Linked DNA regions of Homo sapiens: region 2 is linked to region 1. The links are chromatin contacts, found by Hi-C or POLR2A ChIA-PET in ENCODE. All regions are on one chromosome and are shown on one strand. Each heading gives the region's core, a stretch centred on a gene start or an enhancer-like site at or near the end of the contact. The rest is flanking DNA. Distances are from core to core; before and after follow the strand shown. Region 1 holds the start of SCIRT (stem cell inhibitory RNA transcript). Region 2 has its middle 16 kb from the start of MRPS18A.

Region 1 (6,579 bases), core at 1,262-3,761:
GGATTTGAATTCACTCTATCCATGGAAACAAAGCTGAGGGAAATGTCCCCAGACTTTCAGCCAGTTCAAACACAATAATAAAAAAAGGTTTACCTCATACATGCCTCCAACATATGAGGCATGTTATAGGCAGATTATATTTTAATCCTCAACAGCCCCGCTGGGTGAATGCTGTACTCCCATTACACAGAAAACTGAGGCTCAGAGGGGTCAAACAACTGGGGCCAGTTTAAGTTAGTACGTGACAAAGAGCTCTCAGCTACCTCCACCTGCACATTCCACAGACCAGTCCCCTTCAGTTCACTCCCACAGGGAGGTTCAAAACACCACCGACCCTATTCAGACATCCCTTTGCAAGGCCCTGTCACCTGTCTTGCCCAATGCCCACCTAGCCAGGAGAGCCAGGATGCACAGTGAGGAAGGTGGAATGAGGTGCCAACGTAGCCCATCCAGGGAAGGAAGACAGCCCCCCCCCCCCGGCCACCCACTTGCCAGTGGCCCAGGTGGCAGGCCAGCCACTTGCCAATCCCCTTCCTGATCAGGGATTCAGGAAGTGAAGAGAGTGCCCCTGGAAGTCAGGAGACACCTCCAAGATGAAGGCCCTGCCTGCCATAGCCTGACACAGCCTCCCTGTACTCCCTGGGTTGTCCCAGGACGCAGACTCTGTGCTTACCATACCACACCTTTGTCAGTGGTGTGGGCAGGGCCCAGCAGAGTCCTGGACACCCCAGGGAGTAGGAGCTGTGCAGGTAACATAGGAGGGGGTGAAAGGGAAATGAACTCCCTTGGGAGTTCCCCATCCCAGAGGAAATAAAAGTCAAAGCACTCCTTTGTTTTTTCTTCCCAAGCCCTTATAAGGGGCTTTATGGGGCTTGCCTAGGTTTGAGGTGCAGCAGAGGCAGGCGGGTGAGGGCCTCCAGGCTGAGAGATCCTGGGGCAAAAGTGAAACTATATGGTCATGAACACGGGCATGTTCTGAACTCTGTGAAACCCTAGCCCAGGACCTGGCTGACTGTACAATCCGTCACCCGGCACACCGTAACAGAAGACCCTACTACGCGCAGAGGACAGTACTATTGGGGTGGCAACTGAAAAGGGTCCTGGCTGGAGGCGGGGTTTGCTGGAGGGGTAACAGAGCGTGCGCGGAGTGGAGAGGGTACGGAGGCTCACCGCCCAGCATCCCCAACCCCGGCGCTCAGAAGAGCAGCGCGCTCCGGAGCTCGGCGCGCGCGATCAAAGCCGGCGCCGCACGCGCACGCGCGCCCGCAGCCGCTCCCCCGCCCGCGCCGCTCCGGCTCCCGCGCGCGCGCACTTGAGGCCTCCCTTGTGCGTCTCCTCCATTCGCTACGTGCAGAATGGTCCGTCGGCAGCAGCTGCAGCGCTGGGTGGGAGGGGGAGGAGGAGGGGAGGGGGAGGCGGCGCCCAGGTCTCGGGGAGGGGCCGCGGCGGCCCTGGAGATAGAGGGGTGGGGGCGAAGGGGTGGGCCCCCGCAGCGGGGAGGACAGAGGGAGAGTCCGGGTGGGCTCGATGCTCAGCCTTCCCCCTCCCCCGCTCCCGCTTCTTTCTGCGAGGCCATTACGGCCATCTCCCGGCCTGAGCCTCCTGGAACCAAGCCGACCAAGAGGGGTTTCCTCCGTGTTGTCTCGTCCCCAAAACCCAGAATCCAGACCCAAGAAAGAACCACTCCTGCTGACCCCTCCTCCCGCTACCCGTCCCAACCGCATTCCCAAGCTTTCGTGGAGGTGACCCAACAGCAAGCACTTCCCCACTCCGCCTTTCATGGGGTGGGGTCCCTAAGAGGTACTGCAGACTAACTCCTCTTTTCATCTCTTACCCCACCTGGAGGAAGAGGCATGGCCAGGATGGACACCAGAGCACATTTCCCAGCATTTCCAAGGGGAAAGGGCAGCATCTCAGCATGCAGACTCCAACATGGCCACAGAAAGGTCGAGTGGCGCAGAGGAGCAGGCTGCTGCCCAGGCCCCTAGGGCCACTTCCAAAGGAGTGTGACCACGACTAGGTTGCTGTGGACTCACTCGCATTACAGGGCTGCGCCCTATACACCTGTTTGTAAAGGGTCCTCCTAGAATGTAATGGTGAGGGACCACCAAGCGGTGGACCAAGAATTCCAAACAGACCAGCTCCCTGCCTTGCCAGGAAACCAGATGTGGCCCAGATGTCCATAGCAGTTCCTCCCACAGGGTGGGACACCAGCTATTCTGTGCAACCCCTCCCAACCCTTCTTCCAGGGTCAGGGAGGAAAGCTGGCAACCTCCGTTGTCCCTTCCCATTTGGGTTGCTAGAAGGGAGCAACTCACTCATCCTCCTCTTCCTGCCAAGAGCCACCTGGGCTTACCTCTCCAGCAGCCACCTAGGTTCAACCTGTGGTCTAACCTCAAGCCCTCTGCTGACAGGTTAAGTCAAGATCGCCGGGAAGGAAGGCGTCCAGTTTCATTACACACACAGACGTACACACACACCCGACACCGACCCACGCGCCTGGGCTCTGCACAGTGGCTAGACCCCAAAAAGCCGATTCTCCTGTTCCCTCCGTGGTGGCCTCAGTCTTTTGGCGGCGCCCTCTGCTGGCCACTAGGAAGTGCAGGAAAAAACAGTCTGCCCATAGACGCTTGGTGGATCTGGGAAAGGGGACAAGAGGCAGAGAAACAAGTGAAAAGTGGGAGCTGAGAGCAGCGCTGGGCTGGCCACAAACAAGCGAGGCATGGTGACGCCTTCCTGGAGGTGGGGAGTTTTGAGCCAGCTTTCCATGGGCCTAGGGAGACAAGCCGAGCTGGCAGATAGGGGCTCAGGACACCCCAGGAGTGGCCCTTCCTGTGTGCTGAGCCCTACCCCTGTCCTGGATGGCTCATACACCCACTAACTCATATGGCTGCTGTGCCCTGCTTGGGAGTCCTTCCTGTCAGCCTCTATTGGGGTGGTGGGTGGGGAGGAGCAGCCATGGAAACCCTGATCCTTCTAGTCATAGTCTGGCTCCCTGGGGCTGTGAGAGGTGTCCCCAAAGAGAAGCCTCCAATTGACAAACCTCTGCTCCACCCCACCCCACATACACAGAGGATGGCCCAAGCCCAGGTCCCTGGCATGGTGGGGCAGGGGCCTGAGTCACAGCCTGGCGTGACCCTGCCCAGTCCCCAGGAATGGCCAGCTCGTCCAGAGGTGAGACCCAGGTCAACAATCCATCAGTCTGCCTCCTGCCACCAGGTATCCTCCCCATCACGTCCTACACGTGGGGTGGGCCAGGACAGTGCTGGGCAGAGCTAGTGTTGGGCCTGTGCCTGGGGGCCACCAAGGGGGCCCGGAGAAAAGAATGGAGGGGTTTTCACTTCCTGAGCAGCAGGAGGAGCCAGCTGGGGTTAAAGACAGGAGGGACTGGTTGGGCCTACAGGCATTTGGAGTCTCTCCCTGCCTGCTGGGTGAGGGAGGCAGCAGGTGCCAAGAACTGCTAGCTTCTAGGACCTGACCCTCAAGTTGCTTCTCCTGCTGAGGGGCTTCTAGGGTCACCCTCAGGGCCTTGACATCTGCACACATCTGCACAGGCCCTTCACCAGGGACTTAACCTCCAAAGGCAGCTCCTGCTCCCAGCCTTCACAGGCCCCCCTAGGGCCCAAGTCCCCAGACCCAACCTCAGTCTGCAAGCTGGCCAAGTCAGAGGTCCTGGCTGCCTGGACCACTCCCAAGCAGTAAATGGCACTGTGGGCTTCCTCCATCCTGTCTTCCCCGCCCCACTTCATTGATTCACTGACTTCCAACTTACTGGTCAGGCCCCCTTCCAGACCCTGCCTGGATGAAGAGGACTCCCAGAAGCAGTGATTGAAGGCCTAGGAGGATACAGAGAGCCAGGTGCTTTAATTGGAGGTAATTAGTTAATTTACTCTGAAAGCAATGGGGCAGGGCGGGGACAGGGGGAGGAGAGGGGAGGGGAGGAGGTAGGGGGCTGTGACCTAACTGGGCTCAAACTCTCAAACTCTGGTCAGCCTCCTTCTGGACCACAGCAAACCTGTGTGTACCCACCCACTTAGGAGACCCTCTCCTGGGCCCCAGGTCAGAGCAAGACCCAAAGTGGACTAGGGTGGCTCTGCAGAAAAAGCAGGTGCCCTGGGGTGGTGGGAACAGGCCTTTTGAGGTTAGGGAGGTGTGGACTGGCATGAGGGAATTGGAGAGGTGCAAGGAGCTCTGGGATGGGAACTGGTCCCTCTCCTGTCACGTATAATTCCATCCCTCCCAAGGTCATTGCTGTCACCCAAGTTAGGGGCCCAGCCCCCTCCTTTGGTCAGTGAAGTCCCAGGGCAGCCCATTTTAAATACAACGGGGCCTGAAGGCTAACTTCTGGCCTTCCTGCTTCGGGAAATCATTCCAATAACCGGGAAAAAAGGGGGCCCGAGGACAGAGCCCCTGCCGGGCCCCAGGGGGAGTGTCGTCGGCTCCTTTGCGTCGCCGGCCGGCGGCGTGGCGGGGACTCTGGCCGGCAGCCTCCCGCGCCGTCCGGAGCAGCTGACCCGCTGGCGGTGGGCCAGGTCGCGGCGGGGCCTGGAGGCAGCAACGTGCGGCGCGGCATGTCGCGGGCGCCGCGGCAGGGAAATGTGGGGGCGGGCCGGCGCGCCCCCTCCCCCCCGCCTACGCTGGCCCATTCATAAAACCTGCAGGCGCTGCCCGGCCTGGCAGCCTTGGTCTCCTAATTGCAAACTCATTAAGGAGTTTGCATCTCATTTGCATGGAAATCATTTCCTGGCCCTAAACAGAGAAACTTCCCGCCCCTCCACCAGCCCCTCTCTGCCCTGCTTTACCCATGCACAGTCTGGGAGAGGAGAGGGGGCATATCTCTGACCTGCGCCCCTTCCCTGGCCTCACCACCACCCTCCCACTTTAGGAGTTGGGGAAGGGATTGGCAGAACACCCACCCAGCCAGGAGCCCTGCCTGTGCCCCAGGTGAGCCGGCCCTGCCCTAGTGGGTCCAACTGAGGGGAGGTGCCTGCCAAGTCATTTGCCCCCCGGCCTGGCCGTGCCCAGGGAAGGGAGGAGGCGGTCGGCAGTTGGCCCCAGCAGCTGGTTGTACCTGGCAGGAGGTGGGTGAGGCTTTTCGTGCCCAGCCTCACGTACGTGCCCTGCCATAGGCCGTGCCCCCACCCCCACACCCCTCACCCCACAGAACAAGCGCCTAGTGACTGCAGAAACAGACACCCAGTCATGGCACACAAAGGCACCCACACCAGGCCAGCCATCATGGCTGCCCCCCTGGCAGCCACCCTGGAGGGCAGACAGATGCCTTCACAAGCCATTTTGTCTTTCTCCAGCTTGGTGCCAGGACTGGGGGTGGGGGAAAGGGTTTCTCCTGAGACTTCTCTGAGTAAGGGGGCCCACAGAGGGGTTTCCTTATGTACCCCAGCTGTGGCCTCTTGCCCCCTCTCTCCTGTAACCCATGTTTACAGAGGCCTCCAAGTGCTCTACCCTGCATGGGGACCTGCCCAGGCGAGGGGGTCACAGGAGCCTCCAACCCAGGAGGGGAAGTGAGAGATAAAGCCCCTAAGGAAGGGACACCTAAGTGCCTCCCCAACCAGGGTCTGTCCTTCGTGTCCCAAGTGTGTGTAGTGGAGGGAGTGCTCCCCAGTTTCCTGGGGGTTGAGGTGGGGCGGTATTCTAAACCTTTGGAAATGGAATAGAACTACCTAAAGTATATGAAATTAGATACTACTTGGGACACTATGTCTTGGTTCTGTATGTCCTGGGACAGTGTAAAAAGTGATCACAAAATTTTCAACATCACAGTCTAAAATAAAAACCTGCCTCTTGTCTGCCTCCTCAGACATAAACCTGCTTACGCTTCCCATCTGCCCACACTCCCACCTGCTGTATCTGAAGTTTCTCCCTTCCTTTGCTAGGGCATAAAGGGGTGGGCAAGGATGTTCTGGAACACTGACCACACATCCGTCCTGAGTATGGCTGGACTGACCCTACCCTCCCAGCTCCTGGAGCAGTTGGGTTCCAAGTGCCATATGTGTGCGTGGTTCAGGGGTACTGGAAGAAAGTTTTAGAATGCCTATTTATTTTTCATCGAATCCTTTTTTCATTTAGTGTGAGTGTGTTTTACAAGGTAAACTATATAAAAACATACTCATCTGACGGGTGCGTACTCAACAATCTTTTTTATTGCTAAGGGCACATGATCAAAAAAACTTCGGAGGTCACTGGCCTAGACTTCAGGTGGGGCAGCTGTGGGCAGGGGATGGCTTGTCTTGTCCATCTAAGTATCCAGCCTGACACATGACTAGTTCAGAGCCTGGCAGGGAGCAGAGGTCAGGGACACAGTATTGAATGAATGAAGTCCACCCCTAGAACTGACAGATGAGGAAACTGAAATAATTCTGGGGCGGGGAGATTGCTCAGAGGAGGACATGGGCAGGTTGAGAGAGTCTCCCCTCATTGCTGCTATGTCTGCAGCCTGCCCGTGTCCAACACCCAGCACCCACACAAACCTTACTTCTACCCACCCCAGGGAGCACAGCTCCCTCCTCTGCCTACCAGCAGAGTGGCCACCTGTCTTGAGCTTCTTACTGGATCCTGATT
Region 2 (6,122 bases), core at 919-3,418, 370 kb before region 1:
AGCTCATGCCTTTAATTCCAGCACTTAGAGAGGCCGAGGCGGGAGGATCGCAAGGTCAAGAGATCGAGACCATCCTGGCCAACACGGTGAAACTGCGTCTCTACTAAAAATACAAAAATTAGCTGGGCGTGGTGGCACGTGCCTGTAATCCCAACTACTCAGGAGGCTGAGGCGGGAGAATTGCTTGAACCCAGGAGGCAGAGGTTGCAGTTAGCCAAGATCGTGCCACTGCACTCCAGCCTGGCAACAGAGCAAGAATCCATCTAAAAAAAAAAAAAATTAGCCGGGCGTGGTGGCGGGTGCCTGTAATCCCAGCTACTCAGGAGGCTGAGGCAGGAGAATTGCTTGAACTGGGAGGCAGAGGTTGCAGCGAGCCGAGATTGCGCCACTGCACTTCAGCCTCGGTGACACAGTGAGACTTCATCTCAAAAAAACAAACAAAACAAAACAAAACAAAAAAAATTCATATTGTTAGGCAACCATCCCCACCTTCTATCTCCAGAATTCTGTTCATCTTATAAAACTGAAACTCTGCATTAATTTACACAAATTCCCCATTCCCTCTTCTTCCCCTTTCCCTGGCACCACGCTTTCACTTTGTCTCTGGATTTGATGACTCTAGGTGCCTCATATAAGGGGAATCACTCAGTATTTGTCTCTTTGTGACTGGTTTATTTCACTTAGCATGATGTCCTCAGGTTCATCCATATTGCAGCAAGTGTCAGAATTCCCTTCCTTTTTTTTTTTTTGTTCTGAGGCAGGGTCTCACTTTGTCCCCCAGGCTGGGTGGAGTGCAGTGACATGATCTTGCTCACTGTAGCCTCCACCTCCCGGTTTCAAGTGATCCCCCTGCCTCAGCCCCCCAAGTAGCTGGGACTACAGACATGTGCCACCATGTCCGTTACTTTTTGTATTTTTTTGTAGAGATGGGGTTTCACCATGTTGCCCAGCCTGGTCTCAAATTCCTGAGCTCAAGTGATCCACCCACCTTGGCCTCCCAAAATGCTGGGATTACAGGTGTGAGCCACTGCGCCTGGCCATTCCCTTCCTTTTTAAGGTTATATTCCATTGCATGTACGAACCACATTTTGCTTATGTGCACTTGGGTTGCTTCTGCCTTTTAGCTGTTGTGAATAAGCTGCTATGAACATAGGTGTACAAACCGGCTTTCATTTTTTTATTATTAAAGCCTATTTTTTATTGATTGCTTATTATGTGCTCAGGACTGTGTAGACTTAATCATTTAATTGTCACAAGTACCTCCTAGGTGGCAACTATTCTCTCCATTTTATGAATGAAGAAATTGAGGCTCTGACAAGCCAAGTAATTTGTCCGAGGTGACGAAAGGGGAGAGCCAGAATGAGCACCTGCTCCTGTTCTTTAACCACCATTTTACTGAATTGTGTTGATGATGGACATGAAGATGAGGTCTTGGGGTATATTGCCTGCAACACCTCCCTCCCCTCTCCAACAGAAAGGGCAGACTCTTCCCCTGACCATCTGCCCAGTGAGATTGGGAGTGAATCCATCCTGCCTGGATGATTCCATCAGCAAGGGCTCTCATTCCTGGCTGCTCATCAGCATCAACCAGGGAATTAAAAGATGATGGCCTGGCCTCTCCCCGGAGTTAAACAGAACAGTTGAATTGAACTCTCTCAGGGCTGGAGCCCAGGCAGCAGCGTTTTTTAAAGGCTCCTTAAATGGTTCTATGTGCAGCCAGGGTTGAGAACCACTGGGCTAGAGGAGAGCGGAGGAAGACTACAGGAGAACTGGTTCCCTGTCCAGCCTCTTTGACTTTCCTTGTGAACTGCTCCACCGCTTTCCCAAGAGTGGCATTTGGCTATGAATGCCCTGAATCCCGTGACTCAGAACCCCTGGAGTGCCTCCCTTCTTTTCCTCCAGAGGTTCTGTTTGGGGTGTGTGAATGTGTGTGTTTGTGTGTGTGTGTGTGTGTGTGTGTGTTTGTGTGTGTGTCCCCTGTGTGACATAGGGCCCGGATGGACCTATCTGGACCAGCCAGACCCTAGAATGAAAACAAGTTGCTGACAGCCCTCAGGCCGCCAGAAATGAATTTCCGTCACCTCCCAATGAGGGGTGAGGGAACTGAGGGGGAGGGCCGGGGTCAGTGCGTCATCAGAGGGTGGGGAGAGGAGGAGGGGAGTACACAGGCCCCACAGGGCGGGGTCAGGGAAATTAGCCTCTGGGCCTGCCCCGGCTCTTTTGCCTGTGACTGTGGCACAACTCCCGTGGTGTTTTGCCCCAAGCCCCACCCATCCTGAGTCTCCCTGAGCTCTGTCTAAATCCAGGGTGGTGTCCAAGCCTGGAGAATTTCCAGGTTGGGCTCTGCCCTAAGGCATCCAGCCTGTGGAGCTGCTTGAATGGGGGCACGTTGGGATGAGGGGGATCAGTTAGCCTGTCCTGGGGATCTTCCTCCAAGCCAGCCTTGAGCCAAGACCTGTAAGATCCATGTGGGCCTAGCAGCCTGCCAGCTCAGTGCCTACAGCAACATGGAGGAAGGGGCTGGGGGTGCAGAAGAAGACCTACCTTGGGCACTGGAGGACAGAGGTTCAGCCACTGCCCTCCTGTGTGCCCCTGTGCAATCACTTCTCTCTGCGCCGTGACATCTCCATGTGCGTTAATTATAAAGGATTAAAGGATTTGGCCCAGATCCCTAGTTCCCAAATTCAGTTGCGCTTTGGAATCTTTCGGGGAGCTTTAAAAACTACCATTGACAATTTCATCCTCCAGAGATGCTGATTTAATTGGTGTAGTTTGTGGCCTGAGCATCAGGAGTTTTAGAAGATCCCCGAGTGAGTCTAATTTAAAGCCACGTTCTAGAAAACTACTTCCTAGCCACAGATACATCATGGCACCCATAGAACATGACAGTATTTGAACAACACACTGTTTCTTAGTCGCTCTGTGCCTCAGTTTCCTCATCTGTACAATGGGGATAATAATGGAACTTGCTTGGTAGGGTTGTTGTGAAGATTATATGAGCTAATGCAGAAAGGCATTGAGAAGAGCACCTGGCAAGTAGTAAAATGCTCAATAAATGTGAGCTGTTTTTATTAATTACCCTCTGGCTCTGCTCCAGATCTGGCCCAACTTCCACCCTCTGTCTTATCTCTCCATGTTCACACACCTCACCAAAGCGACTCAACCTGGTAAACATTTACTAGGGGTCCTCTGTGTGAACCATGCTGTGCCAGGCATTGAAGAAGGGATGTGGTGCATTTGGAATCACCTATGAAGCCGGGGACCCAGAGATGCATAAAACAGGTTTTTGCTCTCAAGACCCACAATCCAGGCCGGAAGAGGCAAGCATGGAAACAGACCTGGCAGAAACACTTCAGGGCTGTTTAATACAGAGGATACTGTCACTCTTTCTGCTTTCTAGGGACATGGCATGGTTCCTCTTGGGGAAATGATTCTTTTGTGGGGAAATCACAGCAATGGGCCCTTTGTGCGAAAAAGGCATGGCTTGACTATGTGAAGATGAAGTCAAGACAGTGATAATTTTGCATAAGATTTGAGGAAGCTGGCATCTATCTCTGAGACAACTGGCCAGAGAGGAGTGGAGATGGGGCCCTCGGAAGAGGGCCAGTGGGTGAGGACTACCATCAAATAAATCTCCAGGCAGAATTAAGCCTCATCTTGATTTTTAAAAAGCATTTTTGTTTGTAGTGGTATATTTTCATATTTTAATTTTTTTTTTTTTTGAGATGGAGTCTCACTCTGTTGCCCAGGCTGGAGTGCAGTGGCATGATCTCGGCTCACTCCAACCTCTGCCTCCCGGGTTCAAGCGATTCTCCTGCTTCAGCCTCCTGAGTAGCTGGGATTACAGGCACGCACCACCACGCCCGGCTAATTTTTGTGTTTTTAGTAGAGGCAGGGTTTCACTATGTTGGTCAGGCTGGTCTCGAACTCCTGACCTCGTGATCCGCCCACCTCGGCCTCCCAAAGTGCTGGGATTACAGGCGTGAGCCACCGCACCCGGCCTTTTAAAATTTTAAGAGTGTGAAAGTATATATAATGAAAAGTCTCCCTCCCCTTCTCCCCTCACCAGATTCTTATGTGGTTTCCCAGAGATATTCTAGGTATACGCAGCAAATGTATATCAACATGTTTTCACTTCCCCCACTCCCACACCCTCCCCCTTTCTTTGGTAAATATGCCATTCACAGTATTCTGCACCTAGCTTTGTATTTACTCAGCATTTGCTTAGCACTGTATTTACTTAGTGAGCATACCATGAGCAGCAAGAGCTTCCTCGTTATTTTTTCTGTTTTTTTTTTGTTTAGTTTTGTTTTGTTTTCTTTTTCTTTTTTTGAGATGGATTCTCGCTCTGTCATCCAGGCTGGAGTACAATGGCATGATCTCAGCTCACTGCAAGCTTTTCCGCCTCCCGGGTTCAAGTAATTCTCCTGCCTCAGCCTCTTGAGTAGCTGGGATTACAGGCACACTACCACCACGCCTGGCTAATTTTTGTACTTTTAGTAGAGACGAGGTTTCGCCATGTTGGCCAGATTGGTCTCAAACTCCTGACCGCAGGTGATCTGCCTGCCTCGGCATCCCAAAGTGCTGGGATTACAGGCATGAGCCACTGCACCCGGCCTCTGTTTTTGTTTTTTAATGTGTCAGTATTTTACACTGCTAAATGTACACACTTTATAGAGAAGCACAATCCTATGGTTTTTAAATAATAACAGGGAAATGGTTTAACATACTAGGGTTGGTTTGCCTAAGCCATTGCTCTCCAGCCTGGGTGACAGAGCGAGACCCTGCCTCAGAAAGAAAAGGAAAAAAAAAATGGTTTCACTGTACATAATATATGTGTGAAGTGACCATAAACACTAGAAACATCTAGAAATACTAGAACTATATTTCAGAAGAATGTAGTTTGATATTTATTGAGTATAAAATTTTCTTTTTTTTTTTTTTTGAGACAGTGTCTGAGTGCAGATCTTGGCTTACTGCAACCTCTGCCTCCTGGGCTCAGGCAACCCTTCCGCCCCAGCCTCCTGAGTAGCTGGGACTACAGGCGTGCACTATCACGCCCAGCTAATAGTATAAAAGTTTTGTGCACAGTGTAACAAATACAATTTTTACAAATCTGCTTTGAAAATGTGGTGGTCATTTCTTCGGGTTTCATACTATTTACTTCATCCATTGCATTTTAAATAGCTTTGTGTCTTGTAACAGCTCGGTTCATCTAGTCCTGGAGTCTAGCTCCAGTCAGCCCACTTTTACCTGCTTGGTGAGGACACCAGAGCCTGCTTCCTCTTCCATTACTGTTATTAAGATTCCAGTTGCCAGATGTTCCTCCTCTCCAGTCAGGTCAGCTATGAGCAAAGTGTCATCAAACACGGCAAAGGAAGTTGCAGCTGGGTAAGTTCTAGTATTCAAATAACTTCTCTTCTTAACTTCTGCTAAAATAGTCTCTTTCTAGCAACTTCAGGCAACTGTACATTTTAAAAAGCTGCTTACAAAGCAAATGTGCAGGCATCCAAAATGCTTCCATAATAGGCAAATGAGAGAGGCGAATGAGATCATAGCATAGAATTCAAGCACGCTTTCCTGGAGAAATGCATAAATTCCTTTTCTGAATTATCTGTGAATTTTCAGTGATATCTTCAGTGATCTGGCTAGTGGCTTGGATCTCTTCTCCAGGAGGTCCAGACTGAAATCTCAGTGGAACACAAGGGTGGCAGAGCCCCAGTGGGAGCCACAGATCCTTTATGGAAGCATCTGTGGATGGTGCTGCAAACTCTGCTTTAACCTTACACATTACTGTAGTATTTCCCAGCTTCACTAAAGGAGAACCGACTGCAGTACTAATTGAACCTGTGTTGACAGTTGTGGTTCTGAATTCACCAAGTTCTCTTTCATCAGCAAGGCAGATCTCTTTCAGAAATCTCCTGTAATTACCAGAGGTTCCGTGGTTTTGAACCCAGCTACCATCTTCCCAGTGCCAACTGTCCCCTCATTATTGTGATTTTTTACAGCTGCACGGTGTTCCACTATGTAGACGTACCAGGGTTTATTTACCCGGACTCCTGTTGTTTCACCTTGGTGTTGAACTTGCTTCCTGCTCTGTGCTGCGGTTTCCCACCATACAG

The links. A loop is a pair of places that touch in the nucleus more often than their neighbours do. ChIA-PET counts read pairs that join two places held with the same protein, here RNA polymerase II (POLR2A). Pooled maps may share reads with other maps.
Region 2: a loop to region 1 is called in a pooled map, with 2.5 times the contacts of the local background. The contact joins the enhancer-like site here to the promoter of SCIRT in region 1. A Hi-C loop is called at or near these places in 1 of 168 maps with a recorded cell type or tissue (thyroid gland), 5 of 37 single-sample maps with no recorded cell type and 5 of 50 pooled maps. POLR2A ChIA-PET finds 5 or more read pairs at or near these places in 5 of 52 experiments (A673, HEK293, WTC11 and 1 more).

Annotation. Positions count from the first base shown.
Region 1 is chr6:44,072,141-44,078,719 of GRCh38, forward strand. SCIRT (stem cell inhibitory RNA transcript) reads right to left here and starts at 2,512. Exons shown (of 5, transcript NR_125864.1): 1 at 2,357-2,512. RefSeq lists enhancers at 923-982, 1,023-1,122, 2,143-2,402, 3,523-3,592 and silencers at 1,203-1,282, 1,373-1,632.
Region 2 is chr6:43,700,788-43,706,909 of GRCh38, forward strand. It overlaps the pseudogene EXOSC8P1. Among named protein-coding and RNA genes, the nearest start is that of MRPS18A, 16 kb to the left of the region's middle. RefSeq lists an enhancer at 2,117-3,102 and a silencer at 2,205-2,304. Within about 2 kb of position 2,169, at least 29 of the 41 ENCODE cell types and tissues checked have a DNase peak (open chromatin) inside an H3K27ac peak, as active enhancers do; they include thyroid gland, where a contact is called at or near this core.